Linked DNA regions of Homo sapiens: region 1 is linked to region 2. A link is an interaction called in ENCODE POLR2A ChIA-PET data of the cell type or tissue named here. Cell type or tissue: GM12878. All regions are shown on one strand. Each heading gives the region's core, and the rest is flanking DNA. Links, peaks and the distances in the headings are about the cores only.

Region 1 (15,604 bases), core at 4,646-12,645, 530 kb before region 2:
AAGCTTCAATGCAGCAGGTCTGGCATGGTCTACCATAGCAGGCAGAGCTGAGATTTTTTTTTCCCATTTACTTATAAAGATGATGGGGTCTCGCTATGTTGCCTAAGCTGGAGTACAGTGGCTCTTCACCGGCGTGATCATAGCACACTATGGCCTTGAACTCCTGACCTCAAGTGATCCTCTCACCTCAGCCTCTCAAGTAGCTGGAACTACAGGGTGTGCCACCGCACCTAGGGAAAGCTGGAATTTGAACCTAGGCAATCTGGATCCTGGTCTTAACAGTTGCCCCATGCTATCAGCCGGTCAAAGTATTCAAGAAGAGACTCAAAAACTATTAGGAAAGATGTAGTGGAGAAGATTTAAACCTTAGATTAGGTGATTAATATAACAAAGCAACTTCCAATGTCTTAAGACTCTCGTTCAGTCTGTTGGGTTGGGGAAGTATGTTAAAATACAGAAAAGCATTGTCAAGGTGCTATTTTTATAAATTGCTGCGGGACAGATATCCAAATTGCAAGTACATCTTCTACCATTCTAAATTCTGAGATGTAGCCTTACTCCAGTACTTTCTTGTCTCCAAACAAACTATAAGAAATGGTGTCTTTGTACAGTGTTTCTACTCCACGAATACCTTTTCTTGACCTATTTCCAACTGCATAACTGCTACTTCAAGACTAAGGGACCAACTTCTCTGTAAAGCCATGCAGAATCTCACTCTCTATCTAAGCAGCTTTGATCTCTCCTTTCTCTCTGATTCCAGACACAGCATCATGGACCTGCTTTGGAACAGTACTTATCTAATTGTTATATATATATATATATATATATATATATATATATATATAGCATATATATGACATATAAATATATATGTCTGATATATGTATCTCATTGTCATATGTGTAAAATATATATGACATATAAAAATATATATTCATTTACTTATTTTCTCTAATGATACAATTTCTCTTCCCTGTATTGCTGATCATTTTTCTTTTAGACATTTTCTAAAATACCAATACAAATATGCCATTGCTGACTGTTTGCATTTCATTTGTCTAAGTAAATTTACAGGAAGCTAGATGTGGCTATCAGGTACAGGAAGAACTAGAAGATGGGCCACAGGGAAGAGAAGGATTTGCACTGGAGGCCCTTGCAATAGTACACGTCTAAGGTGTAGAGGACTTGAATAAGAATGAGAATGGAAAAAAGGAATAAAGAAAAGATGCAAGAGATGTTGTGGAGAAAGAAGGGTGAGAGACATATACAGAAGAGTAGACAAAATGAGTTTTTAGATGAAGGGACATTTCTGATAATATGACTACATATGTCTTTTTTTTTCTTCGTTAAAACTGGAAGAAACAGTGATTTTTTTTTCTTTTTTTAAATTCCTTTTTTTCTTTCTTGATATGCCTATATAAACATTAAGTGAAACCCCTTCTGGTTTAACACACCAAAAAATGCTTATGAAAAGTTTTTTAAAGTAACAAAATGTTTTATGTATGACTGAGCTGTTGGGAAGGGATATAATTATTCAGGGGAGTCCAAGGATACACAAATATAAGTTAGTACCAAAGCCAATCTTTTCCTTGAAGGTACTTGCTGATTCTTGGTCCCTGGTGGCCTGAAATTTGGGTTATTAAGGGGCCACTGACAACAAACAGGAGACAAAGGCCAAAATCAATGCAGAGTGGGAAGTCAGCTCAGTGTCAGGACCACAAAAGGGTCATAGCCCCAATGGTAAACTGGAAACAACCTCTCTCTATAGACACAGGCATAGAGACACTCGTTTCTCAGCTTTGTGTGAAAAAAGAAAACATAAATAAAAAATAAAAATAAATGGCTCCCCTGAAAATTCTTCACACAAACCTACATTCTCATAATGTGAGGGTCAAAATCCAAACTGCCCTTTTAATTGAAAACCCCAACTCAAATGTAATTTGACTGATTCCTACTTGGCAGTATTCCAAGAAATGGGGCTTAAAATATCAAATATACTCTAGAGAAAGTCACTTCAAGCACGGGCTTAAAGAATTCTCAGAGACAAAGTTCCAAGACCACAATAAAATAAATTATCAGAGAAGGAAACAAACTACAATAAGTGAGAGTTGGCAGTCAGAACAAACATCAGAATATGACTGCAGAGACTAGATTTGGGAATAATCAGACCCAAAATAATAGATGTGTATGTCTAGTATATTTTTTTAAATTGAAGAGTAGTGAAAAATAAGACACTAGCATAATAGACTATTAGAATCCGCCAGCTAGATATAAAACTGAGCCAAATAGAGATTCTAGAAATTGAAAAAATCACAATTAAAAAACAGGAAATTAGACTCAGCAGTGGAGAGATTTAGTGAACTGGAAAATGGAGATTTAAAAAAAAAGAATTAGCAAAGCACTGCCAGATAGACAAAAGGAAAATATGAAATAGAGGTTAAGACACATGAAGGAGACAGTGAGAAAGTCTGCCATTCTCAATCAATTGGTTTAAAAAAAAATCTGAAGGAAACATGAACTATATCAACTGCAAAATGTAGGTACACTTCAAAAGCTGCCCCCTGCTAGGCAGAATATTAATATTAAAAGAGCATGGATAATCTTTGAGTCCCAAAGCTGAGAGGAAAGGCTGCCAACTTTAGGCAAAATATTGATGAAAGGGAAAATCTGACCATCCTTCTCTCCTTCCCTTTCAAACTGATAGTGCCATATTAATATAACTCCAAAAAAAGGGAGCTGAGTCCTAAAGGCCACAAGCCTAAGGATGAACTTGAAACAGGGCCATGGACAGGGAACAGTAAGTCACTTGTGTTCAACAGCACCGATTTTTGTTCTTTCTCCCTGCTGATATAACCCAGCTGGAGTAAGCTAGAAAACTAATAAATCCCCTTCCCTCCTCTTCAGAAGTGGCCAAATATCTGCCTCTAAAAAAAGTCAGAGAACCCCACCCTGTATCTTCTGGGTGTGGACATTCCTCTGCAGAAATAATCACGCTACAGAACAGAAGTCAGCAAGCCTTTTCCATAAAGGATCAGATAGTAAAGGTTTTAGACTTATAGGCCCTATGATCTGTATTGCAACTACTGAACTCTGCCATTATAGTGCAAAAGCAGCCACAGACAAAGAAAAAATAAATAATCATAGCTATGTCCCAACAAAACTTTACTTACGAAAATAGGTGGTAGGCTGCAGTTTGCTAACCCCTGCTGTAAAAGATTACCTAGGAGTACAAATGCTGGCAGCATTCGAGAACAGGAACTGTTCTAAAATAATATTTTAATAATCACTCATTTTAAAACACACTGTTATAATAATTGAGAGAAAATGTGCTATAGTATTCGAACATAGTGATAGTGTAAAGGTCTGGGAAATCTGACCCAGTGAAGCCACAGCCGCCCAATTCATACAACATCCACATGGTGATGCAGATCATACAGACAGAGTGAAATGACTCTGTCCAGGGGCACTACGTGGGATGAAAATGTCATTATTTTCACATAGTGAAAGTCATTTACTCCTGAACTAGAGATGCCCCAAAGCACAGACTGAGGAGAAATTCAAGAAGAAAGCATAGCATTAGAAAGCAGATGGCGTTGAAGGAAGTTTACCAAAGGACCCTTCCCTTTTAATTCTGTGCCTGTGGATTCTCCAGTAAGTTAGAATCCCATCATTTTAAAAATTATAAATACAATATATTACTTTCTTTTGCCATTTTGAACAGAATAAGTACTTGATAAATTCTCACTTTTGCTGGGAGAATTAGGAAATATATAAGATTTTTACATAATAAAATTTGTTTCTGGCTTTGGCTAAATTTTTCATCAATGTAAAATAATAGCTAATATTACTGATTGTTTACTGTGTCCAGGCACTCTTCTAAACACTCTACATATGTTATCTTACTAAAGCCTTGTAACTTAACAAGGTGGGCAACTAGACAGATTTGCAAGGTATGTGTTTGACCAGTGACAGCCACTGAAAATGTTAATTTGCTTTCCTCACTACCCCCCTACTCCAAAATGTCCTAGATCAAGTTCAATGAAGAACTTGCCAGAGTGGGACCAAAGGAAAAAATCAGAGTAAACTAAGAACAGTTCGTCTTCCCTACCTCCATTCTCTTGCTAGGAGAAAGGTAAAATTAAGATGAGCTAAAGAACAGGAAGAGATCTTTTGGGGTCAGATTCAAGTTCCTGGATGTGAAGAGCATGTTGCATGAACCCTGACTCCTGGTTTGGGGGAATCCATTAGACAGCCATACTACAGTGGTACAGTGGCACCACAGGAACAGGAGACTGGCATCTTGCTTACCAGCTTCTGGTCTGCTTAGTCTCAGGGTTTCCTAACAAAACTTAGGGAAAAGCATTTTGGAAGGAAGGGATGGGTATTGGCAGAAGAGGGCAAGGCTTAGCCGCAAAGCTACTCTCGCCACATACACACCATGTCTCCTGAGAGGTATAAACAATTGGATCACAATAGGGACATCAAAAGATGGGTAGGGATGGAAGGGAAGGCTTGTGCCAAATCGACCGCATGCATCAGAGGCACATGCATGGGAGTTGTAAGTAAGATGGCTTCAGATGGAAGATGCATCGTAAAACTTCACAGAAACCGCAGATGCCTAGACAGTGGCTCAGGGCCATGTTCATCACCATCCAAATCTATAGGTCCCCCACATCAGGAGATATTGATGAAATTGATGGATGGTGATGATCAGCTTTGGAATGTGCAGCAAACTAGCCATCACCAACATACAGGTAGCCAAAAGAAACCTGCTTCCCTAACACCAAATCTACTTTCCTCCCTCCAGATACAGTGAAAGGAGAGAGGAAAACATTCCACATCCTTTTCTTCCATAAGTAGCTCCCAAGTGAATGTGTGTGTCAGTTCAGATCCTCCTGGAAGCAGATACCAAGGCAGAATTAGATCTGCAAATGATGAATTGGGGTAAATGACTATGAATAATAAAGGAAAAGGAACAGGAGTAGGAGGGAAGGGGCTTCAGACCATGATGCTCATCTGCGACCTATGAAAAGAAAGAGGAAGGGAAGAAAAGTGGTAAGGCAAAGCTCCAGACTGTGATGCAGATCTGAGAGTCTTGACCAGGTCAACAAGGCACCCCAGAGCAAAGTTATCCCATTAGAGGAATCCCATTTTGGACAAGAATGGCTAAGCTCTAGTACCCCTGCCATGCTCAGTTACTGTCTGAGAGCAGCCCAGAGACCATATAGCCTCATCACGCTCACTTCAATGGACCCCAAACCTGCAGCATCTAGAGGCTGTCAACTGACTCTTCTCTTTGCAGAGTGTTCCCACTTCAAGGAAAATAACAGCAGCATACACCAATAGCTGCCACAGGATCTGTTCAGTTTATCCTGGGATGGCTGTATAGGCTTCAAACTTTGACATTAGAGTGAAATTATAAGGATTTTTCTCCAAGCCAGGGTTAATAATAAGATCAGTCACAACCTATTCCCATTCAGCAAGTTATAGAAAATAATAGAATGCCTGGTTCATCTGTTCTACGTCAATCGATTTTCACATTCACGTCCTCCTGCCTCTTTCGCATTCCTACCATTCAACCACGTTTGTCCCATCAACACCCACTCTGGGAATCAAGACCTCTTTCAGACAGACAGCAATGCAGATAAATTATCATTTGGACATTGCTTTTCGTAGTTGAAAAAATGCTTTGTGAATTCTTTTGACTGGTTTCTGTCTTAACTATCTCATTCATGTTAAAAGAATAAAAATGTAGTCAAGAAACAGATATCACCCCTAGTTTGTGATAGATCCCAAACCAAGCACACAGTGATATGAATTCTGGAATACTGTTATTTGACTTAATCATGGAGGCCAGACGAGGTTTAATCAAAAAAATGGCCCAAAGTTGAGATCTGAAAAGGGGAAGAAAGATCATTCCGGGCAGAAGAATCAACTTATGCAGTGGCCCTCAGTGACTTTAGAGTGTAGACTTTAGTGTCACTGAGATGAAGGAGATGGGTGAGAGTCAAACTTTCTTAGGAGTTTTCATTATTCTAAGAGTAACTTTGGGGTTTTAATAGGAGGACTGGAATAAAGGGACATTATATGGTCAGATTTGTACTTTGAAAAAAATCCCTCTGGATGAAGAATGGAAAACAGATGGGAGAATGGATGAGGAGCTCAGAGAAGGTTAGGTGTAATATTATTTTAGTAGTAGTAGCAGTTCAAGTGAGAGATGTGGCTATCTTGAACTAGAGTGTGGATATGGAATAAAAATTAGATCATTTCAAAATATGATTAAATGACAAAATATCCAAAATTCAGTGGTGAATTAGATATGGAAACTGAAAAATTAAGGTGTCAAGATAACTCCTAAATTTCTAGTTGGCACAACTGGATGGATGATAATTGCAATCACTAAAATAATAAATACCAAGAGAGAATCAAGTTGGAACAAGGCTATAAGTTCAGAATTGAACAGTTTACCAGTTAGGAATCTTTTAGTTGAAAGTGATTAAAAAGCCCAACTCAATCTAGCTTAAACAAAGAAGGGAAGTTATTGGCTAATGTAATTGTAAAATATACAAAAAGGGCTGACTTCAGCAGTGGCCTCATTCTGGAATAAAATGATGCCTCCAGGAGCCATTCCTTAGTTCTGTGTCCAGAGTTGGTTCCTGTTGGTGGGTTCATGGTCTCACTGACTTCAAGAATGAAGTTGCGGACCTTCACGGTGAGTGTTACAGCTCTTAAAGATGACACAGACCCAAAGAGTGAGCAGCAGCAAGATTTATTGTGAAGAGCGAAAGAACAAAGCTTCTACAGCATGGAAGGGGACCCGAACAGGTTGTTGCTGCTGGCTGGGGTGACCAGCTTTTATTCCCTTATTGGCCCCGCCCATGTTCCATTTCTGTCCTATCAGAGTGCCCTTTTTTCAATACTCCCTGCATTTGGCTACTTTTAGGATCTTGCTGATCGGTGCATTTTACAGAGTGTTGATTGGTGCATTTTACAGAGTGCTGATTGTTGCATTTTACAATCCTCTTGCTAGCTACAGAGCACGGATTGGTGCATTTTACAATCCTCTTGCTAGCTACAGAACACTGTTTGGTATGTTTTTACAGAGCGCTGATTGATGCATTTTACAATCCCCTTGCGAGCTACAGAGTGCTGATTGGTGCATTTTACAATTCTAGCTACAGAGTGCTGATTGGTGCGTTTTACAATCCTCTTGTAAGACAGGAATGTTCTCCAAGTTACCAACCCAAATGTCCATCAATGATACACTGGATTAACAAAATGTAGCACATATACACCATGGAATACTATGCAGCCATAAAAAAGGATGAGTTCATGTCCTTTGTAGGGACATGGATGTAGCTGGAAATCATCATTCTGAGCAAACTATCACAAGGACAAAACTAAACACCGCATGTTCTCACTCATAGGTGGGAATTGAACAATGAGAACACTTGGACACAGGGTGGGGAACATCACACACCGGGGCCTGTTGTGGGGTGGGGGGAGGGGGAAGGGATAGCATTAGGAGATATACCTAATGTAAATGACGAGTTAATAGGTGCAGCACACCAACATGGCACATGTATACATATGTAACAAATCTGCACATTGTGCACATGTACTCTAGAACTTAAAGTATAATAATAATAATTTTTTTAAAAGTTCTCCAAGTCCCCACTTGGCCCAGGAAGTCCAGCTGGCTTCACTTCTCAGTTCTACTTCCTCTATGTTGGTTGCATTCTCAGACTTTGCAAGGTGGCTTCCGGTGGCAGCAGGCTCACATCATCACAAGAACTAGTTCAGTGAAAGAGGAAAGTCTCTTCTCAAAATGTCAAACAAAAAAATGCAAAACCAAATATCCTCAGCATTTATAGTCTCAATTTGGGTATATGCTCAATCCTGAACTATTCACTGTGGTGATGAAATATGCTAATTATACCCCGGACCCTGAACTTAAGGCATTTTCAAAAAGAAGTTTATGGATGAGGGCTGGGCGCAGTGGCTCACACCTGTAATCCCAGCACTTTGGGAGGTTAAGGCAGGCGGATCACGAGGTCAGGAGTTCGAGACCAGCCTGGCCAACATGGTGAAATCCCGTCTCTACTAAAAATATATATATACAAAAATTAGCCGGGCGCAGTGGCAGGCACCTGTAATCCCAGTTACTCGGGAGGCTGAGGCAGGAGAAGTGCTTGAGCCCGAGAGCAGGAGGTTGCAGTGAGCCGAGACCACACCATTGCACTCCAGCCTGGGTGACAGAGCGAGACCCTGTCTAAAAAAAAAAAAAAAAAAAAAAAAAAAAAAAAAAAAAGAAAAAGAAAAAAAAAAGTTTATGGATGAAAGTGGAGGAGGATTACATATCCCAACAAAGAATCAGCTACCATTGCCACAAAAAGGATAAATGGATATTGGGCAGCAAAAACAACATAAAATTATCTCTTACAGCTGAACACAATTTCTGAGATTAACAACAGGCTCAATGTGGTGGACATTTAAGAAGATGAAATCCTCATTGATAAAGATGGGGTACTTGAAATGAGCTCCGAGCACTGGCAGAGGTCAAGACTATGGGCTACCAGTAACAACCTGCTTGACACAAAAACACAGACTGCATGGGGCAAAAGCAACATCAGACACATTCAAGAAAATCTGTTTTCTCATGAAGGTTCTCTGGAAAGTCCAACAGATGAATTGCTATAAAACAATCAGAATTGATTTTTTTTTTTTACTTATATTTCATTCACATTACATGATGTGGATTGAGTTAGTCTTAGTTTTTTCATTGTGTTACGGACTCCTCCAGGTATTAATAGAGATATGTAATGACTCTGGCATCTATATGCAGCCTTCTTTATCTCCTGGTGTTTTAGCCAGACCTATTTCTGCCTGAGAAGACTTAATGGTACACAAGAAACCTTTTGGGGGCTCTCGGTATGAATGAAAGTGAAAAATAAATTCCACTAGGGGGTGCTAAGCCTCAAAATAAAAACACAAAACAAGTATCTTTGATTTTCCCATACCTTTCAACAATCATTGAACAACTGTCTTAATCTGGATTCTCCAGAAAGCAGTGCCTGAGACAAAGTTTACGTGCTACTACTTTATTATAGGATGCAATCCCAGGAAGCAAGAGTGAGGGAAAAGGAGAGTGAGGCAGGGGAAATGTAAGAGCTGATACAAGAATACATATTACTGAGCTGGTCATCTCTTGGTATTAAAAACTACTGATTCCTTGATCTTACAGTGCCTTTCACCAACAGGCCATGTAAAAAACTGCTTCATAGAACAGTCCATCCAGACTGGCTCAGTCTTCACCCAGGAAGATATAAATTCCTCTCATATGATTAAGTTGCACATATATTGACACTAAGCATGTCCTTGAGGTCTCACACCTCAGTCTCTACAGAACAGAAGGTGAAACATATGCAGAGAGGACATAAGGCAAAGAGATGTCAGGTTGTTCTCCGGTGGAACTGATCCCACTTCATGCACAGCAGGTTGCTCCACAGCTGGGGCTGGAACAAGAGGCCAAAGACCTCAAAGATAGGTGAGAAGCACCCAAAAGGTGTTTAATACAATAAGAAATGCTCCAAATATATAATGCACAATTAAGAGGGAAGCAAAAGCCTTGCCAAAGATATCATGCCATGAAAACAGCAGTTGGAGGATGTTTGTGCTTTGACTCTAAACATTAATTATCACTTCTCATTTAACAAGACAACTAGTTGTAGGTTTCTTTTGTATTTCCTAGTTGAAAATAGATTGCTTCAGACTTGCTAGTCATCTTAGAAATTAGATTTCTTCTTTTTTTCTAAATTAATTTTGTTTACCTTTGCCAAATCAACGACATATTATAATTGGCTGAATAAACAGTGTTGTTTGTTTTAAAGAATTAGGATTTTTGTTTTTCAAGCTGATTCATTTTGAAATACTTATAACTTTTCCTGCAATATTAGAAACAGGGCCGGGTGTGGTGATTCACGCCTGTAATCCCAGCACTTTGGGAGGCCAAGGTGGGTGGATCACTTGAGGTCAGGAAGTTCAAGACCAACCTGGCCAACATGGTGAAACCCCGTCTCTACTAAAAATAAAAAAATTAGCCAGGTGTGGTTGTGGGTGCCTGTAATCCCAGCTACTCAGGAGGCTGAGTCAGGAGAATTGCTTAAACCCAGGAGGCCAAAGTTGCAGTGAGCCAGGATGGCGCCACTGAACTCCAGCCTGGGCAACAGAGTGAGACTCTGTCTCAAAAATAAATAAATAAATAAATATTTTAAAATAAATTAATTAAATTAAGTGCTTTCAAAAGTCAAAACAATACAAAAAAAGTAGACACAAAAGTGTCACATCCTTCTATATTCCCTCTACCTCATTCATCTCCACCCCCAACAATCCCTTGTAGATAACCAGGTTTATTGTTTTATGATTTATACATTCTGTTTCTTCATGTAAATATAGGCAAATATATGTATATTTCATTTTCCCTTCTGCCTTACATGGAACGTAACATACTCTAAATGCAGCTTTTAGAAAATTCCTAATAAGCATATTCCCATATATTTTATCTTTTAGAAAAACAACCCTTTACATAATAAGATTTGATCCTTATAAGAATTACTGTATTTCCTTTCTTCTGAATCGTCACACTCTTTTTTCTGAATCCTTCTTTTCTACCTTTAAGTATATTCAGATCTCTTTCATCAGGAAAACGTAAAAACTAAGTAAGGGCAAAATATTTAGTGGAATATTTTCAAAATTCCATTTATAAAACACTGGTTCCCTAAAACATCAACAGCTGTTCAGAATTGTTTTCCACAATGCAATGCATATCTGCAAACTGAAAGTCCAGAGAAGTACAATAATAGACTGCGTTAATTTAATTAAATATTTCCCCAGCATATTTAATCATGGAATCATTTTTCTGCCAAATACCTGTTAACATCCCATGGAATGAGGAAGTACTCCTGGGAACATTACTCGTCACTCATTTGAATCAGGTCTTTTTAGACTACCAGTCATTCCTTATTGCTAAATGCAGTAGGCTTTCTAGAGGTCTTACTCTCTTTGCCTTGCTCCCAGTATTACAATATCTGGTCAAAATGGATTATTCCGTTTCCCCAATCGCTCTCACACTTTTCCTCATGCAGTTAACTCTTCCTGGGTGCCTTTTATTATAAGATCACTAACCTTTTGAAATCCTAACAGTCCTTCAATGTCTGTCGATGCCACTTCTTCCATGTTGGCTTTTAACTTTTTTTTTTTTTTTAGATGGAGTCTCGCTCTGTCAGCCAGGCTGGAGTGCAGTAGCATGATCTCAGCTCACTCCCTGCAACCTCTACTTCCCGGGTTCAAGCGATTCTTCTGTCTCAGCCTCCCTTGTAGCTGGGATTACAGGTGCCTGCCACCACGCCCGGCTAATTTTCGTATTTTTAGTAGAGACAGGGTATCACAATGTTGGCCAGGCCGGTCTCGAACTCCTGACCTCAGGTGATCCGCCCACCTCAGCCTCCCGAAGTACTGGGATTACAGGTATGAGCCACTGAGCCTGGCCTTAATTTTTTAACTTAAGTTAATTTTAGCTATGGTCGAAACGATCTTGTATTTCATTGTGTATTTATCAAAAAACATATATTGTCTATATAGTGTTTGGAAAACATTTGACAGGGATTAAAATCTTTTATATCTACCAGTATATTCTGAGAACTTGATACTTCGGCTTGAGGGAACCCTACTTATTGTTGGTAGATCCCAATATCATTACCAAAGAGGCATGCAACCTGGAAAAAGTAATCTAAAGTAGTCATAAGAAAGTATCTTCGGCCGGGCACGGCGGCTCACGCCTGTAATCCCAGCACTTTGGGAAGTCGAGGCGGGCGGATCACGAGGTCAGGAGATCGAGACCATCCTGGCTAACGCAGTGAAACCCCGTCTCTACTAAAACAATACAAAAAATTTAGCCGGGCTTGGTGGCGGGTGCCTGTAGTCCCTGCTACTCGGGTGGCTGAGGCAGGAGAATGGTGTGAACCCGGGAGGCGGAGCTTGCAGTGAGCCGAGATCGCGCCACTGCACTCCAGCCTGGGCGACAGAGCCAGACTCCGTCTCAAAAAAAAAAAAGTATCTTCACTGGAGAATTACTGTGAGAAATAGAAATAACTTTGCTCATGATAGCCTATTTGTGATTGTTCCTTAACATTCTTAATAAATGACTAAAAAGAGTTGCGATGTAACAGACCAGATTCTAATCCTGATTTTGTCAATACCTTGAACACATCATTTCATCTCTCCAGGTCTCCCCGCCCCGTTCCTGCCTAGAGCTAGGTGAGGAAGCTTGTGCCCTCTGACTCCAAGCCAACCTGAGTATTTAAGTCCCCGGCCTGTCGCATCTTGGGTGGGTTTAGGCCCATTCCGTATGTGGCCACTAGCTGGCAGGATTGCCACATGGTGTGCTTGGCCACTCCCCATCTGCACCTTCATCTTTTCCAGGAAGGATTCGCCCTCAGGCTGATTCTGGACCAAAACAAACAGAACATTCCACCTGGCAGCAGCCAAGTCCCCAGCACTATTGTGCCAAGGAGACTCTTTGATTTGCCTCAAGCCCAGAGAATAAACTACGATTCCAGGGGACAGCTGACTCCAGCCCATCTACCATGCTCCAGTAGAGACCTTCAGGTGACCCAGGTCAACACCAAGCCACCCTCTGGAGGATCTGATGCTGCCTCAGAAACAACACCTCATGCCTCATCAGATACTAATGGAAATGTGGGATACAGGCTTTTAATATGTGGCAATCACATTAATTTCTCTGATCCTCAATTTATTGCTTTGTAAAATGAGTGTGAGCTGGGTTTCTGAACTGTGTCTCCCAATGCTACAGGCAGTGTAGGATCCTGGGAAGAATATGGTGTTTTTGAACACAGATGTGCTTTTGTGTTTTTGTTTTTGTTTTTGTTTTGTTTTTTTGACAAAGTCGCTCTGTCACCAGGCTGGAGTTCAGTGGCGTGATCTCTGCTCACTGCAACCCCCGACTCCCTGGTTCAAGCGATTCTCCTGCCTCAGCTTCCTGAGTAGCTGGGATTACAGGCGTGTGCCACCACGCCCAGTTAATTTTTGTATTTTTAGTAGAGACGGGGTTTCACCATGTTGGCCAGGATGGTCTCGATCTCCCGACCTCGTGATCTGTCCGCCTCGGCCTCCCAAAGTGCTGGGATTACAGGCGTGAACCACCGCACCCGGCTGATGTGCTTTAAATCCCATCCTTGCCATTTATATGATTCTGATGGGTTCAGGACACATTACCCCAAGGTATAGCAGCTTGGTATCTGAGAAAACAGCAGAAGCAGGAAAGTCTCTCATTTTCTCCTCACCTTTCCCCAAAGCAGGTGATAAGATCCTCATTCCAGGGGTATCCTCCTAATGTCCAGAGAAAAGGAACTACTCTACCTCTGAAGAGATAGAGAATAATCTGAACAAACAGACCTTGTTAAGTTTCCCCAGTTTGTTACCATTACATCATACCCCCTTTGTCCGATACTTCACCACAACTGTCCATTTCTTCATCAAACTTAGTATAAAAATCTGTTTCCTTGTGTCTTTGGGTTTTCATTTCTGAAAGTTCCTGTGTCACATAAAACTTGTATTACATAAATTCGTATGCTTTTCACTGATTAACCTTTTATTATAGATACCTCAGCTATAAACTCTGGAGGTGCAAGAAAAGATTTCTTCTCCCCTACAAACCTGATCATGTTTTCTAAGATTTTTCTTTAGGAAAATGCAGCTATGAAATTTATTTCACAATGTTTTCTGAGGGTGAAAAGAAATCGAGTTAGTGAAAGAGGCACATAGAGTGCTCAATCATGATGCTAATTCCCATCCTTGATTACAAAAATACAAACCTACATATTCCATAGTCATTAGAAACTTGTACACACACAGAAAAAGGACAAGATAAATATATATTAAACTCTTAAAGTTTTTATTTCTAGAGATTAACATTGAAGTGATTAACATTTTCTTCATTATGCCCCCCGTAGTTTCCAAATTTTCTAAAATAAACCTTTATGACTGTTATTACTTTTTCTTGTGGTAAATGATACATAACATAAAACTGGCCATTTAAAACATTTTTAAGTGTATATCTCAATGGCATTAAGTACATTCATCCCCTTGTGCAACCATCATCACCATTCATGTCTGGAACCTTCTTATCACAAACAGATACTCTTTACGCATTAAATCATAAATCCCTATTCTCCCCCGCTGCCCCATCCATTAAAGACATGGATGTCTTTAATGTTCATCCATGTCGTGGCATGTATCAGTTCATTCCTTTCTAAGGCTGAATAATAGTCCGTGTGTATATACCACATTTTGTTTATCCATTCATCCATCTGTGAATATTTTTATTGTTTCTGTTTTTTATCTATTGTGACATAGGAATGCAAACATCTGTTTGAATCTCTGCTTTCAGTTCTTTTGGGTCCATACCCAGAAGTGGAATTGCTTGATTATATCATAATTCTGCGTTTAATTTTTTGAGGAACTGTACTGTTTTCCACAGTGGCTCTGCCATTTTACATTTCTACAAGCCATGCTCGCAAAGCTTCCAATTTCCTCACATCCTTGTCAACACTTGTTATTTTTCGTTGTTTTGTTTCTAATAGCCATCCTAATGGGTGTGAAGTATAACTGATCATTGTAGTTGTTGCATTTCCCTGATGTGTTGACTTGCATTTCCCTAATGATTAGTGATGTTGAGCACCCTTTCATATTGTTGTTACTTTTTTAAAAGCTTCTATTTTGTAAAGATCTATTTCTCTAAGTGCTTCTCAAACTTTAATGTGCTTCTTAATATCCTCCAGGTCTTATTAAAATGCAGATTCTGATAGAGCAAGTTGGGATGGGCATTAGATTCTGCATGCCTAACAGTCTCCCAGGTGATCTTCAGGTCACACTTTGATTAGCAAGCCTCTAGGCTAGAAGAGGGACCCAGCCAGTCTTGAGTATCATACTTATTTGCACCTGGCCACCCATCTTTATCTTTGCAACAAAACTTTCCAGGTCTGGTTTATCTTCTCTCTCAAGGGTCATAAGGCCAAAGAAGCAGAACACAGATTTTCTCAAACTTAAGTCTGTGTGGCATAGAGCACTGGTGGCAAGGAGAATTAGAAGTCAACATATGCAAGCAGGACATTTAGACCCTTCATTTTACTCTATGGTGAGTAACTAAAAGAGAGGTTTTTCTAAGTGGATAATTTGTGGAGCAGAATAAAACAATCATACCAATTATCAGCTAAATCATGAGACTTCAAATAAATTTCCTGTATGTGGTGGGCAGCGTAGATCGATATTCCTGGACCTCCAGGAGTCCTGTGTCATTTTCCTTTGCCATGGGAATGCGTCAGGAAACAATTTGAAAAGCCTTCTGGTCTCTGAATTCAGAGGAGGGAGAAAGGATATGATAGGCTAAGAAGGACACAGTCACCTGACCCAGCTAGCATTTAATAAGAAAACACTTCCAAAGGAAAGTCAGCCCAGAAGTCAAATGAAATTTGGTTTGATAAATACTTAAAGGTAGCTGGAAGCTACTCTGCATGTGACAGTGATC
Region 2 (15,604 bases), core at 3,084-11,083:
AAAAGAAGGCTCCTGTGGTAGGAGTGTAAAGAACAATGAATGAGTGAATGCATGGTAGGAGATAAGTTTGGAGAAGTAGACAGAGAACAGATCACATAAGCCATTATAAAGAATCTGAATTTAATGAAAATGCAAATAAGAATTTGCAGGGAAATCTGCTTTTTGTTCAGAAATAAGCTGTAATGAGTGTGGCATTTTGCATACACACTGTGTTATTTTTGAAGGGAGGAAAGTTTAGGGTTTTGGAACTGCTGCTTTTTAAACTATTTTAAGTGTAACCAGTGCAAAGGGGAAAGAGGAGGAGGAAAGTGGTTTGGCAGAACTAGGGTAAAAATAGTGACTACCTGAATTCAGTAAACGAAGATCACAGTCTGTAGAATTTTCCTAAGACACAACTGTAGATTGTCTCAGGCTCTTCAAATTCAGATAGACATTTGCTGAAAACTGATCTCATCATCGTCCCCTTAAAACCTGCTTTCCTGCCTGTTTTCTGTAAGACATTTCCATCCACCCAGGTTGCTAAGCTCTGAACCCTTGAGTCATCAGGAACGCCTCCCTCCCCTTCATCTCTCCCTAGCTTGGACACCCTGCCCCCAACTAAAGCCTGGGTCCACCTCCTAAAGCGCCCGCATGTCTGCTTCTCCCTACCCCCATGCCTCTCACCTGGATTGTTGTTGTGGCTTCCTAACTGACCTTTACCCTGCACACTGCCACCAGCATGATTTCTTGAAAACATAAATTTCAGTGGGTCACTTCCTGAACTCATAGACAATAGAAAATTGTCTATGAGTTCCCCAAAGGCATCGCAGTCTAGTAATGAAGATTCACACTGCCCAGGTTCAAGGCCTCGTGATGCTTCTTACCACCTCTGGCTTGGGAATGTTTTTAACGGCTGTGTCTCAGTTTACTCATCTCTGAAACGGGTGTGATAATAGCACTTACCTCACAGATAAGTTATGAAATGTAAATGAGTTAATAGGTGTGAAGCACTCATAACCATGCCGGCCACACAGAAATCCTCAGTGAACATTATTCTTGATCTCTCTTTCCTTTGTAGAACAAGCTCATCTTTCTTGTGGCTCTCCACAATAGCTCCTACCTCCACCTTTCTCAGTGCCAGGCAAAGCTTGATCAGCAGACAGACCTCTTTGTTAGCAATCTGCAGCTAGATAAGTCCATATTTGGTAATTTTTATAGCAATTTGACCATCATTTTACATCTGTTGAATCTGATTAGGAACTGGACTTGTATTTTGTCCCATTTTTGGCAGTTCCTTTTCGCTGAATTTTTATGAAAGAATTGGTCCATATTGAATTGGAAGTAAAAAAAAAAAAAAAAAAAAAAAAAAAACCCCTGGTCTTTCCCCATGAATAATTTGAGAAGCACTTCTGTGTCCCCACACACCCACTATGTGATTCACATTGGCCAAGTTGTCCAAACTCACTGTGTAACCTTAAATCTCTCTGGATTTCCTCACACTGTTTCCTCTGCCTAGAATTTGTTAGACATTTATTAAGTACCTGTAATAAGTACAAGACTCTGGGGACATAAGGATGAATAAGGGTCTGCCTTTGCTTTTGAAAATGTTTCCTTCAAACCACCTAGTAAATTCCTACCAGTCTGTCGAAGCCTAGTATAGTTTCATTTTTTCCTTCATCCATTGAGAAAACATTTATTGACCAGGTGCAGTGGCTCACACCTGTAATCCCAGCACTTTGGGAGGCTGAGGTAAGAGGATTGCTTGAGCCCAGGAGTTTGAGACTAGCCTGGGCAACCTAGTGAAACCCTATCGCTACAAAAATTTTAAAAATTAGCTGGGTGCAGTGGTATGTGCCTGTAGTCCTAGCTACTCAGGAGGCTGAGGTGGGAGGATTTTCTGGGCCCAGGAGTTTGAGGCTGCAGTGAGCCATGATTGCACCACTGCACTCCAGCCTGGGCAGCAGAATGAGACATCGCAAAAAAAAAAAAAAAAAAAAGAAAGAAAGAAACAAAAGAAAACATTTATTAACATTTATTAAACACCAGACACCAAACACCAACTGTTTACTAAGCACCTGCTGCCTTCCCTTTCTTCCCTAAGGACCAGTAAGCTAATGAGGAAGACAGACACAAAAACAAATAATGACAGAATAATAGGCATGTTATATGGCAGTGTGAATACAGAAGTATGGAAGCACAGAGGAGGGGTGTGCCGGGCTATGCCTGAGCCAGGGCAAGGCACTGGGGAGATCAGGAATGGGGTCATAGTTAGGGTGGAGACAGTGTGTGGAAAGATTATGATCCAGGTTTTGGGCCCACAGCCAAAGCCCAGCTCTGCCATTCACTAGCCATGTGACTTTGAGAGACTGCCTCTCTGAACTTGCCAGGTAGGTAGGTATTGCTTTCCTTATCTGTAAAATGGGGAAAGCAGTACTTACCTACTTCACAAGGTTGTTTTGAGGCTCACTTGAGATTGTATACATAAAGTGCTCAGATGAGTACCTGACCATCAGTGTTTACCTGATGTCACCTTCTTGTCCTCTTCTCTCCCCCATCTCTGGACATATGTAAATTTTCTGCTGTCTGGGTTCCCAGTAGCATGCTATTCAGCCATCATACTAATTATTACATTGAATTATGTAGCTTTATCTACCACATTTCTGTTTGCTCTGTGGAATATATTGTACCCGTTGAATTCAGTGGCCTTTTTTTCATCTTTATATTGTCAGTGATAGGCAGTGTCCCATGCATAGAAGATTCAATTAATGTCTAGAGAAGTTGTATTGTATCAAAATAACTTAAAGCACTTTGCACTTTTCAAAAAGCTTTCTGAGGAGTCTAGTCAAACATTAATTTCCACTTTACAGATGGGGACACTGAGGCACTTTCTAGAAAGCTTCTGTTACTTGCACAAGGTCATGGGCTAGCAGAGGGCAAAGGTGGAGTTAGAGCCCCACACCTCTTGTTCTCCTGCTTTTGTGCTGCCTCATTAAATCTAGTGAGCTGGGAGTTGTCGGGTGCTGGCCAGGCTCAGGACGTCTTGTCACCGGGCCCTACCTGTCCTGGGAGGACGGCTGAGTACGCAGGAGTCAGTCCTGGAGAGAGCCCCATCTATACTCTTCCCCACCCCTCTGGCTCACTGCTGCCCCACAGGTATTTAGGAGTCACACCGTAAGTGGCAGGGCCCACCTGGAAACCTGGGGTGGGGATGAGGGCAGAGGTCTCCAGCTGGCTTGAGCTGGAGGCAGAGGGCCCTGTCCTAAGAGTGAATAATTTGTAACTAGACTGGAGGGTGAGTGTGTCCAGGAGGAACAGGAGTCCAGATGAAGGCAGGGGCTTGGAAAGTCGTGAAAGCCCTTGCACGCATATCCAAAGAGCAGTGAATCTGTTTCTTAAATTTCTTTACTCCCCTTCATAAACTTCCCAATACATTTCCCTTCCACCTTCTTTGAAAGGGTGCCCTTTGCACTCTGCCCAGGAGCACGCTCTATGCTCCAGTTACTACGGTCGGCTGTAATCTTCATTAGGGTGGGTGGGGCAAAGGGATAAACTCACACTAAGGACTCTGACCTAAACTTTCTTGACTTGAGGAAAGCTCAAAATGTATGATTTCGTACATTATCTTTTTCTTTCATTAGAAGAAAAGAAAAAAAAGTCTCAAGATAATAGGCTCTAGCAGCTTCCGCAGCCTCACTGAAGGCAGAAGGGACCAGGGCAGCGGTTCATAAACTTATGTGCATGTTAGGATCAGCTGAGGAGTGACTGAAAATCATGGAGCCCCGGCCGCACCCAGCCCTGGCATGGGGCCCAGAGGGTACAGTCTCTAATAAAGCTTCCAGGTAACTCCAGGGCATGGTCAAGGCAGGAGCACTGGGAGAGCAGCCTTCTTGCTGCCGGAGTGTACTCTAAGTCTCTGCAGTGCAGATGATTGACAGAAGGAGAACTCGGGATTTGGCCGCTGAGGAGTCTTGTGGATCCTGGCTCATTTCCTCATCTAGTTACGGAGTCTGTGAGAAGCCTTTGGGCACAAATCCTCCCTCATGCCGGCCCTCTGAGCCCCTCCCCGCAGCACATACCGAGCCCTACCTTTGGGCTGTCTAAATCTGTCCATTAAGAAAAAAATGAACAGAAAACTCTTCCTACTTACAAATTATTGGTGTATGCTGCTAGGTAAAAACAAAAGGAATGTCCCTGAAGGAAGAACGTCACCGCTTCCATTTCGACACAGTAACCCACAGGGTAACAGCACAGCACTCTGGGGATGAGGGCCACAGGTACACAAGGAGCCTCCGCAAGGCCTTGTCCTGGCAAGTCGTGTTTCATGGAAAGTTTTCTTGAGAAAGCTAAATCTGAGGATTCTGGGACATGAGTGTTACTCATGGCCAGCGTCATCATACGGAGCCTGGGAGCAAATTGTTTTTTCAAGAGGTGTATGTAGGCTATTGAATTTTGACTAGAAATGGCTTTAGTGGTCAACATTAATTTTGCTTTATATCCAGCAGCATTTCTTATTTTTATCAGGGATATAAGTGAAGGAAAAATTGTGAGGGAAGGCAACCTGTAAAGTTCTCATTCATAGAAACGATTTGTGGCCTTGATTTCCTGGATACAAATACCATTTAAAAAATTTTTAGAGAGGTTTTGTTTGGATTGAATTTCCAATCCACATGTATTTCTCCATTCCCCCTTGAGAACTAGAAGTCTTTTGTATGGTAACACTTTCCAGAAGCACCTGAAAGGAGTCCTTTGGGAATGGCCACAAACTGGATAAAAATGAAAAATGGAATCTCAAAAGTGCAGCTTGGTTTTGAAACTAACTTTTTACAACTTTGATTATGGGAAGTAACTTTGTTGTGTGTCTGTTGTTGACCTGGCATTACAACTCCATTAGGGCAATATAATTAGTTCATTTTACAGAAGACAGTACAACTCAAGAGAGCTTCAGTAACTTGTACAAGGCTGCAGAGCCAGAATTGAAACCTGTGCCTGTTTGAGTACACTACCCCTAGGACTAAAGAAACACATAACTCAAGTGTTAATTTTCTAATAGCTTTAAGAGACGTGTTTCCTTTTACTGTCCACAGAAGATTGTCCTGATAAGCATATAAAACATGAAAGCATATAAAGCATTGTAAAGCTCGAGAATCAGAATCTACAAGAGGACAGAAAGTCCAGGGAAGAGAAAGTGGAACTGTTTCCTGGCAGGTACCATGTTTATAAAAAGCCCAGCAATCACTTATGTAAATTCATTTTTAAACTGTCTCATGACAGCTGCAAAGACTGGAATTGTCAGTTCCCAGCTTCATTGTCTTTTTATTATTGTGACCCACCCTTGTTAAGCAAGGAATTAATAGGTAGGAACAGTTTTGCTAATGGTTATTATGCCTTTAGTTGACTGTTACACTACATGCAGGATTTTTAGTTATTTCACCAGAAAACAATGCGGAAGAAGTTCAGAGTGAATGTTGGAAAAATGACAGAATTAAAGAGTTGGCATTCTCTAAAATTTCTAAACAGGAAGGGCTCATGGCTGGCAGTGTAGAAGAGTGCTAAGGGACAAATCTGAAAGCTGTTTGCTAAGCAAGCACAATTTTTTTTTGTTTACTTTATGTGTTTCTGTAATGTTTTCTAATGATGTTTTAAATTTTTACTTTTAAAGGTGGGAAAAGGTTCATTGTCAGTATTAAAAAGGGGGCTCATGTAGTATTAGAGAGCAGGAGCCTGACTGGCAGGGTTTAAATCCCAGCTCTGACACTTGCTACCTATGTAAACTTGAACAAGTTACCTTATCTTCCTCCTGGGGTTACTGTGAGGCATAAGTTTTAATTACATATATATGTGTGTATATACTACTATATACATATATATATACACATATATATATGAATACTTACAACTATGCCTGACACTGAATAGATTAGATACTCAATAAATGCTTGCCATTTTAATTAATTGGAACTTAATTTAATTGGAGGAGGTGATAGAGATAATGGGGGAGGAAAAGATGCAAAAGTTGCCACAATTCAGCCTTCTGCAAATTCTTCCAGTATAATTAATTCTGTTTAGCTCAGTGATTTGAGGTTCATTTTTTTTTATTCTCATCGTATTCCATGTTTATATTCTACAGTATGGTATAGCGGGATCAGTGAACTATTTAATTTTTAAAAACTTAACATTTTAACTCTACTTTTAAAAAGTGTTAAATGTGGCCTCTGCTGAAAATGTACTTTCAGTGGGGTCAAGGAAGACAGGAGCTCTGTGCTGGAGACAGAATTGTTCCAGTTTCCTTGGAACAGGGGCCTCCCATGCTTAGGCCCTAACTGATGCCTAAAAATCATAATGAACAATGTTGTTTTCATTCTGTGGTTAAAAGGAAGCATACCAATTCTTCTGGAGAAATATACTTTTTTTCTGGCCCTAAACTGCACCAGATTTATCATGTAGGTGTAGGTTCTTACGAGAGGGGCTTTGGGGATAGGTTCTTCACCATCTTAAGTGGTTCTTCCTGGTAAATATTTAGAGAAATTTTTCTTGTGGCTATTTCTTATGATGACCCTTGAAATAATTAGAGGATGCTATTCGTATTCAGCAACTGCATTTCTACGGGAAATAAGTCCAAGAGCATGTTCTCTTGATCTAATTTGATAAAGGGCCCAGTTTGGAAAGAAGAGTGGCCAGAGTCAGGAGCTTGCCATCTGGAGCTTTGGGGACAGAATTATGGGATGTTACAACAGAAAGGGGCCATCGTCATTATGGAGCCTAACTTCTTTTTACAAATGAAGAAATGGATGCCCAGAGATTTGCCAAGTTCACATAGCTAATTGGTGGCAGCTCCAGGATTCCTGATTCCAGCTGCCCATTCCAGCAACTATATCCTTGTCATGAAGAGTGTACTTAAGAGCATCTCTGTGCAAAACGTTCTGCAATGAAGGACAGGTTCAGTCTGTCTGGTGTCATAGCCACCAGCCACTTGTGCCTCTTGAGCATATGAAATATGACTACTGTAACTTAGGAGTTAAATTTTGCTTTATTTAGTTTTAATTAAACTTGTTAATATATAGCTACCATTTTGGGTAGCTCAGCTTTTATAGACATTTAGGAGGAGGAAAGGCCTTATCCTTATCTCCTACCTCATTCTCACCAAGTGAGAGGCCTTCTTTTCGAATGGCTCCTGTGCAGCTGCTTTGTGCCAAACCAAGAGAATCACTCTAAGTCTTATCTCCTCCCCTCCTACCTCTCAAGATGAAAGTTAGCTCCTCTGTAAAATTGACATGAGTGGAGTAGATGGCTCATTGAGGCCTCTTCCATTCTGAAGCATTATGACTTTAGACCTGGCTCTCTAGTGATTATCAGTGACCTTTAGCAGGGCACATAGTCTGCCCATACCTCAGTGTCCTTATCTGTCAGCTGAAATTAACACCCGTTCTACCCTCTCTCAGATTAGGAGAGGCTCAAAGTAGAAAATCAATGAGATGAGCTCCATTTGCAACCTTTATTTTTTAATAATCTATGGTATCTGGAAATATTTTTGGTTTTGATACAGATTTTTTTTTCCAATAAGCTGCAGCAGATCCTCATTGCCAGAGTAGAGAAAATAATAACCCACAGCCCATATGAAATATGAGCTGGGAGACATGGTACTAATGAAAGATGACTGATTTGATCAGTGGGTGCTAGCTTTTATAATAACTTGCTTAACTTGGCATTCCCTAAGCCATTACTCCATAGTCAGCTGTTTATCTGGAAACCCAAAGCACATCCCTTTTCCTGAGAACTGTGACTGTCTATCTTGATTTTCCTTCTTTGGCTCCTTTACTTATTGTCAGCCTATGTAAGTTTCATTTGAATACTTGGCACTGCATGTTCTTCCGTAAACAAATACAGCAAAAACCCTCCCATGATTGTCTCCTTGGTTATAGCCTCTACATCAATAGTTTTCAAACTTAATTCCTAGACAGTGATTCTCAACTGACATGTCTACTGCTTACTGCTGAGCCTCAGCTCTCTTCAGGAGTATGCCACCAAACTTTGATTGAAACATAAAATGTGTTTTTGACACCACAGAGTAAGTAGGTCTTTTGACCTGATGTGAATAGGGTACAGCTTGCTCTGGGCAACAGGCAGTGTAACATCAAGTTGAGGCTAGATGTTGCAAAGATGTAACAAAGAGATGTTGCAAAGAGAGCCAGATGTCACTTCTGAAAATTTTTGTCCCAAGCATGTAAGATAGCCAAGTCAGGCCAGTGATGTGGTACTGGAGGGTGACCCAGTGCAGAGTGGCTTAGTTGTGGATGCCCCTGGAAACCCCAGGAAGTATTATTTTACCGCAGCAGGGTTTGCCTTGTAATTATGGTTGAATCGCTTAGTGTTGTGTTAGTCCTTTAATTCTGTCAATGGTGCCACCAAAAATTGTAGTATCTCTAATGGCCAAAGAGCATTTCCCTGCCCCAGAGGTCCCTTGGGGATGGCTGCAGGGAACCAGGTGAGACCTCGAAGGCACACATCGAGCTCTCCCTACCCAGTTCAATCAGAACCAGTTCAACTGTATGTGTTCCACGGATCAGCTTTCTGAATAAGATCCCTTTTGAAGAAAGGATTCCTCTGCTTATAAAGAAAAAAAGAAAGTTGAAAACTATGACTTCAGAGCAGCAGTTCTCAAATTTTGATGAGCATCAGAATCACTTGGAGGGCTGTTAAAACACAGATTGCTGGGCCCACCACCAGAGGATTCAATGTGCCTGAGTTGCAGCTTGAAAATTTGCATTTTTAACCAGTTTCCAGGTGATGCTGATGCTGCCGGTCCAGGGGGTCGAACCACTGATTCTAGCAAACAGAAATGTTAACACTAACTACCTGTTGTATTACATGTAATAAATTCAGTGTCATTTGGTGCTAAAAACCTTTTAGAGTATTTCCGTCCCCATGTACAAAGAATAAAACTGAGACATAGTGAGTTTCAGTAACTCATCAGTCATCATTGCGGTCATCACAGAACTGGAGTTAGAACCAGGTCTGGGTAAGGCCAGATCCCTTCCATATCCAAAATGCCACTCACCTTCCTTGTAGACCTGTCATTCCCAACCTGTGGTCCAAGGTGGGGAGGAGGAGGGAGAATTTATTGTATTGGTTTGCAAATCCAGATGTAAAGCAGACATTGCGGCAGACTAAATGTCTCACAAATCAATCTTTTTTTAGTTTTAATAAACTTTAAATTTTATAGCAGTTTTAGGTTCACAGCAGAATTGAGCAGAAAGTACAGAGAGTTCCTGTATACCCACTGTGCCTATGCATAGCCTCCTCCACTATCCACATCCCACACCAGAGTGGTACATTTATTGTAATCAATGAACCTAAGTTGACACATCATTATCAGCCAAGGTTCATAGTTTACATTAGGATTCACTCTTGGTGTTCTACATTCTATGGATTTTGACTAATACATGATGACATGTATTCACCAGTGTAGTATTATACAAAATAGTTTCGCTGTCCTAAAAGTCCTGTGTGCTCTGCCTATTCATTCCTCTCTCCCTCCTAACCCTTTGACAACCACTGATATTTTCACTGTCTCCATAGTGGAATGTCAAATAGTCAGAATCATATAGTATGTAGCCTTTTCATATTGGCTTCTTTCACTTAGTAATACGCATTTAAGTTTCCTCTGTGTCTTTTAATGGCTTGATAGCTCATTTCCTTTTAGCACTGAGTAATATTCTATTGTATGGATGTATCAAAGTTTATTTACCCACTGACTTACTAAAGGACATTTTGGTTTCTTTCGAGTTTTGGCAATTATGTACAAAGCTGTAAACATCCATGTGCAAATTTTCGGGCATATGTCTTCAGTTTATTTTGGTAAATATAAAGTTGTACGATTACTGGATTATATGGTTAAAACTATGTCTAATTTTTTTTTTAACTGCCAAACTGTCTTCCAAAGTGGATGTACCATTTTGCGTTCCCACAGTGAATGAGAGTTTCTGTTGCTCCACATCTTCACCAGCATTTGGTGCCATCAGTGTTTTGGATTTTGGCTATTCTGGTAGGTGTGTGGTGGTATCTCGTTGTTTTCGTTTGTAATTCCCCAGTGACGTAATATTGAACCTATTTTCAGACACTTACTTGCCATCTGTATGTTTTCTTTGGTGAGGTATATGTTCAGGTCACTTTTGATCATTTTTCAATCAAATTATTTTCTTATTCTTGAGTTTTAAGAGTTCTTTATATATATTTTGGATAACAGTCCTTTATCAGAAGTGTCTTCTGCAAATATTTTCTCCCAGTCTGTGGCTTCTCATTCTCTTGACATTGTCTTTGGCAGAGAAGAAGGTTTTCATTTTAATGAAGTGTAGCTTATTCTCTCTTTTGTGGTTCATGCCTTTGGTGTTGTATGTAAAAAGCCATTGCCATACCCTTGGTCATCTACATTTTCTCCTATGTTTTCTTCTAGGAGTTTTCTAGTTTTGTATTTTACATTTAGTTCTGTGATCAATTTTGACTTAATTCTTGTGAAGGCTATAGGTCTGTGTCTAGATTCTTTCTTTTTTGGTGGGGGCAGGGAATGTGGATGTCCAGTTCTGGCACTATTTGTTGAAAATACTATTTTTGCTCCACTGTATTACCTTTGCTTCTTTGTCAAAGACCAGGTGACTATGTGGGTCTGTTTCTAGGATCTGTTCTGTTTCGTTCACCTGTTAGTCTGTTTCTTTACTAATACCACACTGCCTTAATTTCTCTAGCTTTATAATAAGTCTTGAAATCAAGTGGTGTCAGTCCTCCAACTTTGTTCTTCAATATTGAGTTGGCTATTCTAGGCCTTTTGCTTCTTCGTAATACTTTAGATTCAGTTTGTTTATATCCATAAAATAATTTTCTGAGATTTTGATTGTGATTGCACTGAATCTATAGGTCAAGTTAGGGAGAACTGACATCTTGACAATATTGTGTTTTCCTGTCTGTGAACATGGACTCTCTTTCATTTAGATCTTCTTAGATATATTTCATCAGCATTTTATAGTTTTCCTTATACAGATCTTATACATGTTGTTAGATTGATACCTAAGCATTTCATTTTGGGAGTGCTAATATAAATAGTAATGTGTTTCTAATTTCAAATTCCACTTGTTCATGACTGGTCTATAGGAAAGCAGTTGACTTTTCTGTGTTAACCTTGTATTTTACAGCCTTGCTATTATTTCTCACTAGTTCCAGGAATCTTTTTGTCAGTTTTTTCAGATTTTTTACATAGATGTTCATGTCATCTTTGAAAAAGGCAGTTTTATTTCCTCTTCCCCTATCTGTGTGTCTTTTATTTCTTTTATTTACTATTGCATTACCTGGGAATTGCAGCAAAAAGTTGAAAAGCAGTGATGAGAGGGACATCTTGGCCTTTTTCCTAGTCATAGAGCAGGAAAGCTCCAAGTTACTCACTATTAAATATGGGCTATTTTGTAGATGTTCTTTATCAAGTTGAGGAAGTTCCCCTCTATTTTTAGTTTACATAGTTTTTTTAAAAAAAAATCATGAATAGATGTTGGATTTTGTCAAGTGCTTTTTCTGCATCTGTTGATACGATCATGTGACTTTTCTTTTTTAGCCTGTTGATGGGATGGATTCCATTAATTGATTTTCAAATATTGAACCAGCCTTACTTACCCTGAGGTAAATCCGCTTTGGTAGCAGTGTGTAATTCTTTTTTACATTGTTGGATTCAGTTTGTTAATACTTTATTGAGGATTTTTGCATCTTCATTCATGAGAGATACTCTTAAGTTTTCTCGTAATGTCTTTATCTGCTTTTGGTCTTAGGGTAGTGTTAGCCTCATAGAATGAGTTAGGATGTATTCTGTCTGCTTCTGTCTTCTGCAAGAGATTCTAGAGAATTGTTATAATTTCATCCTTAAGTGTTTAGAAGAATTCACAAGTGAATCCATCTGAACTTGGTGCTTTCTGTTTTGAACAGTTATTAATTATTGATTCAATTTCATTAATATAAATAGGCCTTTTGAGATTATCTGTTTTCTTTTGTGAATGTTGGCAGATTGTATCTTTCAAGGAGTATGTCCATTTCATCTGGGTTATCAAATTTGTGTACATAGATTGTGCATTTATTCCCTTATTAGCCTTTTAATGTATATGGGATCTGTAGTAGTGTCCCCTCCTTTATATCTAATATTGGTAATTTGTCTTCTTTCTTTTTTTCTCAGACTCACTAGATGCTTATCAATTTTATTGACCTTGTCAGAGAAACAGCTTTTGGTTTCATTGATTTTTCTCAATTTTTTTTTCTGTTTAATTTCATTGATTTTTTTTGCTTTGATTTTTTTCTTTAATTTGAATTTTTTTATTTTATTTTTCTTTGTATATTAATCTTTGCCCATGCTTAATTTGAATTTAATTTATTTTTTCTAGTTTCTTAAGGTGGAAGCTTAAATTACTGGTTTTAGATCTTTCTTTTTTTCTGATATATGTATTTAATGCTGTAAATTTCCCTCTAAGCACTGCTTTTGCTTCATCCCATAAGTTTTGATTAGGTGTATTTTCATTTTTATTTAGTTCAAAATATTTTTAAATTTCAGATTTCTTCCTTGACTCATGTATTTTATAGAAGTGTGTTGTTTAATCTCTAGGTATTTTGAGATTTTCAAGTTATCTTTCTGTTATTGAATTCTAGCTTAATTTCATTGTTGTCTAAAAGCAGACATTGTATGGTTTATATCCTTTTAAATTTGTTAAGGTTTTTTTTATGGCCCAGTGTGTGGTCTCTGTTAGTGACTGTTCCATGTGAACTTGAAAAGAATGTATATTCTGTTGTTGTTGTTGGATGAAGTAGTCTATAGAAGTCAATTATATCCAATTGATGGGTAGTGCCATTAAGTTCAACTGTTGGCTTTAATGATTGTCTGCCTAATAGATCTGTCCATTTCTGATAGAAGGGCATTGAAATCTCCAATTATAATGGTGGATTGATCTATTTGTCTTTTAAGTTCTATTAGTTTTTTACCTAGCTTATTTTGATACTCTGTTCTTAGGTGCATACATGACAAATATTGTTATGTTGTATTGGAGAATTGACCCCTTTATCATTATGTGATGCCTGTCTTTATTCCTAGTAACTTTCCTTGTCAGCTCTGTCTGAAATTTATAGCTACTCCTGTTTTCTCTGTTAGTTTTAGCATGGTATGTCTTTCTCTATCCCTTTACAGTCATCCTGTGGTATACACAGGGGATTGGTTCCAGGACCATCCCCTCTGCCCTGCATGTAACCAAAATCTGTACATACTTAAGTCCCACAGTTGGCCCTGTGGAACGCACACATATGGAAAGTTGGCCCTCCATATATGTGGGTTTCACATCCCGTAAATATTAAATATTGTATTTTTCATCCTTGTTTGAAAAAAATCCAAGTAGAAGTGGACCTTCTCAGTTCAAACCTGTGTTGTTCCAGGATCAATTGTATGTATGCACATAAACATATATCATTGGATATATTGTTGCTATTTTTTAATCAAAGTATTATCTGTTAAATCAATTAAAATTCACTTATGCATTCTTCACTTATGCATTCTCTGATGCTTGCTTTCTTTCTTTATGTAGATCTGAGTTTCTGACCTATATCATTTTCCCTCACTCTGAAGAACTTCTTTTAACATTTCTTACAAGGCAGGTCTACTGGCACCAGATTCCCTCAGTTTTTTTTTAATCTGAGAACATTTTTATTTCTCTTTTATTTTTGAAGGATAATTTTTCAGGGTATGTAATTCTAGGTTCGTTTTTTTTCTCTCAATACTTTATATGATTCATTCCACTCTCTTGCTTACATGAATTCTGAGAAGTCAATGTACTTATCCTTGGTCCTGGATGGGTAAGATTTTTTTTTTTTCTTTTGTCTTTCAAAAGTTTTTATCTTTGATTTTCTGAGGTTGGAATATGTTATGCCTAGGTTTTTTTTTTTAAGTATTTATTCTGATTGGTGTTTCTGAGCTTTCTGAATTCTGTGGTTTGGTGTCTGACATTAATTTGGGGGAATTTTCAGTCATTATTGCCTCAGATAGTGCTTCTGTTTCTTCTGTCCTTATTTTTCTAGCATTCTTGTTACATGTATGTTACACCTTTTGTAGACATGCCATAATCCTTATTCTGTTTTGCTTCTTTTCATGTTTTTTCTCTTTGCTTTTCATATTTTGAGTTTCTGTTGTCATATCTTCAAGCCTAGAGATTCTTTCCTCAGCCCTGTTCAGTCTACTAATGAACTTATCAAAGGCATTCTTTATTTCTGTCTTTTAAAATTCTTAGAATTTCCATATTTCTACTTACATTATTCATCTGTTCTTGCATGTTGCCTACTTTTTCCATTAAAGCCCTTAGCTTATTAATCTTAAATTTAAAAAATTCCTGGTCTGATTATTCAGCATTCCTGCAATTTCTGATTCTGGTTCTGATGCTTGTTTGGTTCCTTCAGTGTTTTTTGTCTTTTAGTATGCCTTGTAATTTGAATGAAAGGCAGACATGATGTCCCAGATGAAGGAAATGTGATAAATAGGCTTTTAGGAACATGGAGGTGAAGTGTGGGATAACAGAAGTGTTCTGTACCTCTGTGGTTAGATCTGAGGCTTTAGATGAGTCTTGCATCCAGGACTATGAACTCACAAGTGCTGCCCAGTATTTTTTCTTCCCTTAGGTGGGACAGGGTAACAGGAGAGTACTGGAGTTGGGTATTTCTTTTCCCCAGATAAGTTAGGCTCTGATAAAACCCAAACAGATTAGGCTCTGGAAAAATAGTTTCCTCTGAGGGCAGTCCATATTAAGAAGAATAGAATGTTCTGGTATATTTCAGAATGCTTTTTTCACCCTCCCCCTGCTGGAAGCATGAGGGGATTTTTCTTCCCCATTCAGTGAGGACCTGAGAGAGCTTCTAGAGGTAAAACTCACAAACATGCTTCCCCTTCCCCCATTACTAGATTCCCCTGAAGTTTTTAACTCCCTGACTTGTCCACACGAAGTCTCTAGCAATTTGTTGGTTACAGCTCAGGTTTTTCCATCTTGGTGCTGGTTCCTACGCAGGCTTCTGCTTGAAGGTTTCTATTCCTGTATACTATGATTTTCTGTGTCTACCTGCCTATCTCTCCAACTTTTGGGGCAGTGGTTTGCCCTGTCACTTTACTTCTCTACTGCATCCAAGAAGAATTGTTGGTTTTTCCATTTGTTCAGCTTTTTAGTTGTTAGGAGCGAGTGACAACAACTAAACTCCTTGCTTGCCCAACTGGCTAAATGTTTATTTTTCAAATGCATTTTTATGATAAAGACACTATGGAGTCATATCAGTTGTCTCAACTGGACAGAGTTAATGTGCACCTAGCATTTTCTCAGTGCACGCTGAAAGTACAGCTTCTCCAGCTGAGTGCTTGGAAAGTTTTTGGTTTTTGTTTCTAATGGCACGAAGTTGTCTTCATAACTAGAAAAGATGGGGAATTATTTCACTAAAGCACTTTGGTTGCCTTTTCTAAGTCTAGGGTCAGTGGGAAGTAAGAAGGCATAATATTAATTAACTGATTTTTATTTGAAGAGGTTACTGGAGAAAGTAATAGTATCATGTTGCTTAATTCCACCAGGAATTCATGCCATGT

The links. Peaks named below come from ENCODE experiments on the same cell type or tissue, not always from the same donor. Only the 100,000 strongest peaks of a DNase experiment are listed, where the experiment ranks them.
Region 1: POLR2A ChIA-PET joins it to region 2 with 13 read pairs; 2 of 35 experiments call an interaction of 5 or more read pairs at or near these places.

What each region holds. Positions count from the first base shown.
Region 1 is chr1:68,339,749-68,355,352 of GRCh38, reverse strand. No RefSeq gene overlaps it. Among named protein-coding and RNA genes, the nearest start is that of RPE65, 100 kb to the left of the region's middle. In GM12878, for the core only: CTCF peaks have their summits at 8,960 (motif pointing right) and 12,414 (motif pointing right); DNase peaks (open chromatin) are centred at 7,772 and 12,442.
Region 2 is chr1:67,804,160-67,819,763 of GRCh38, reverse strand. All of the region lies in intron 1 of GNG12 (G protein subunit gamma 12), which reads left to right. Among named protein-coding and RNA genes, the nearest start is that of GNG12-AS1, 20 kb to the left of the region's middle. RefSeq lists an enhancer at 404-698. In GM12878, for the core only: no CTCF peak of the experiment used is centred there; no DNase peak of the experiment used is centred there.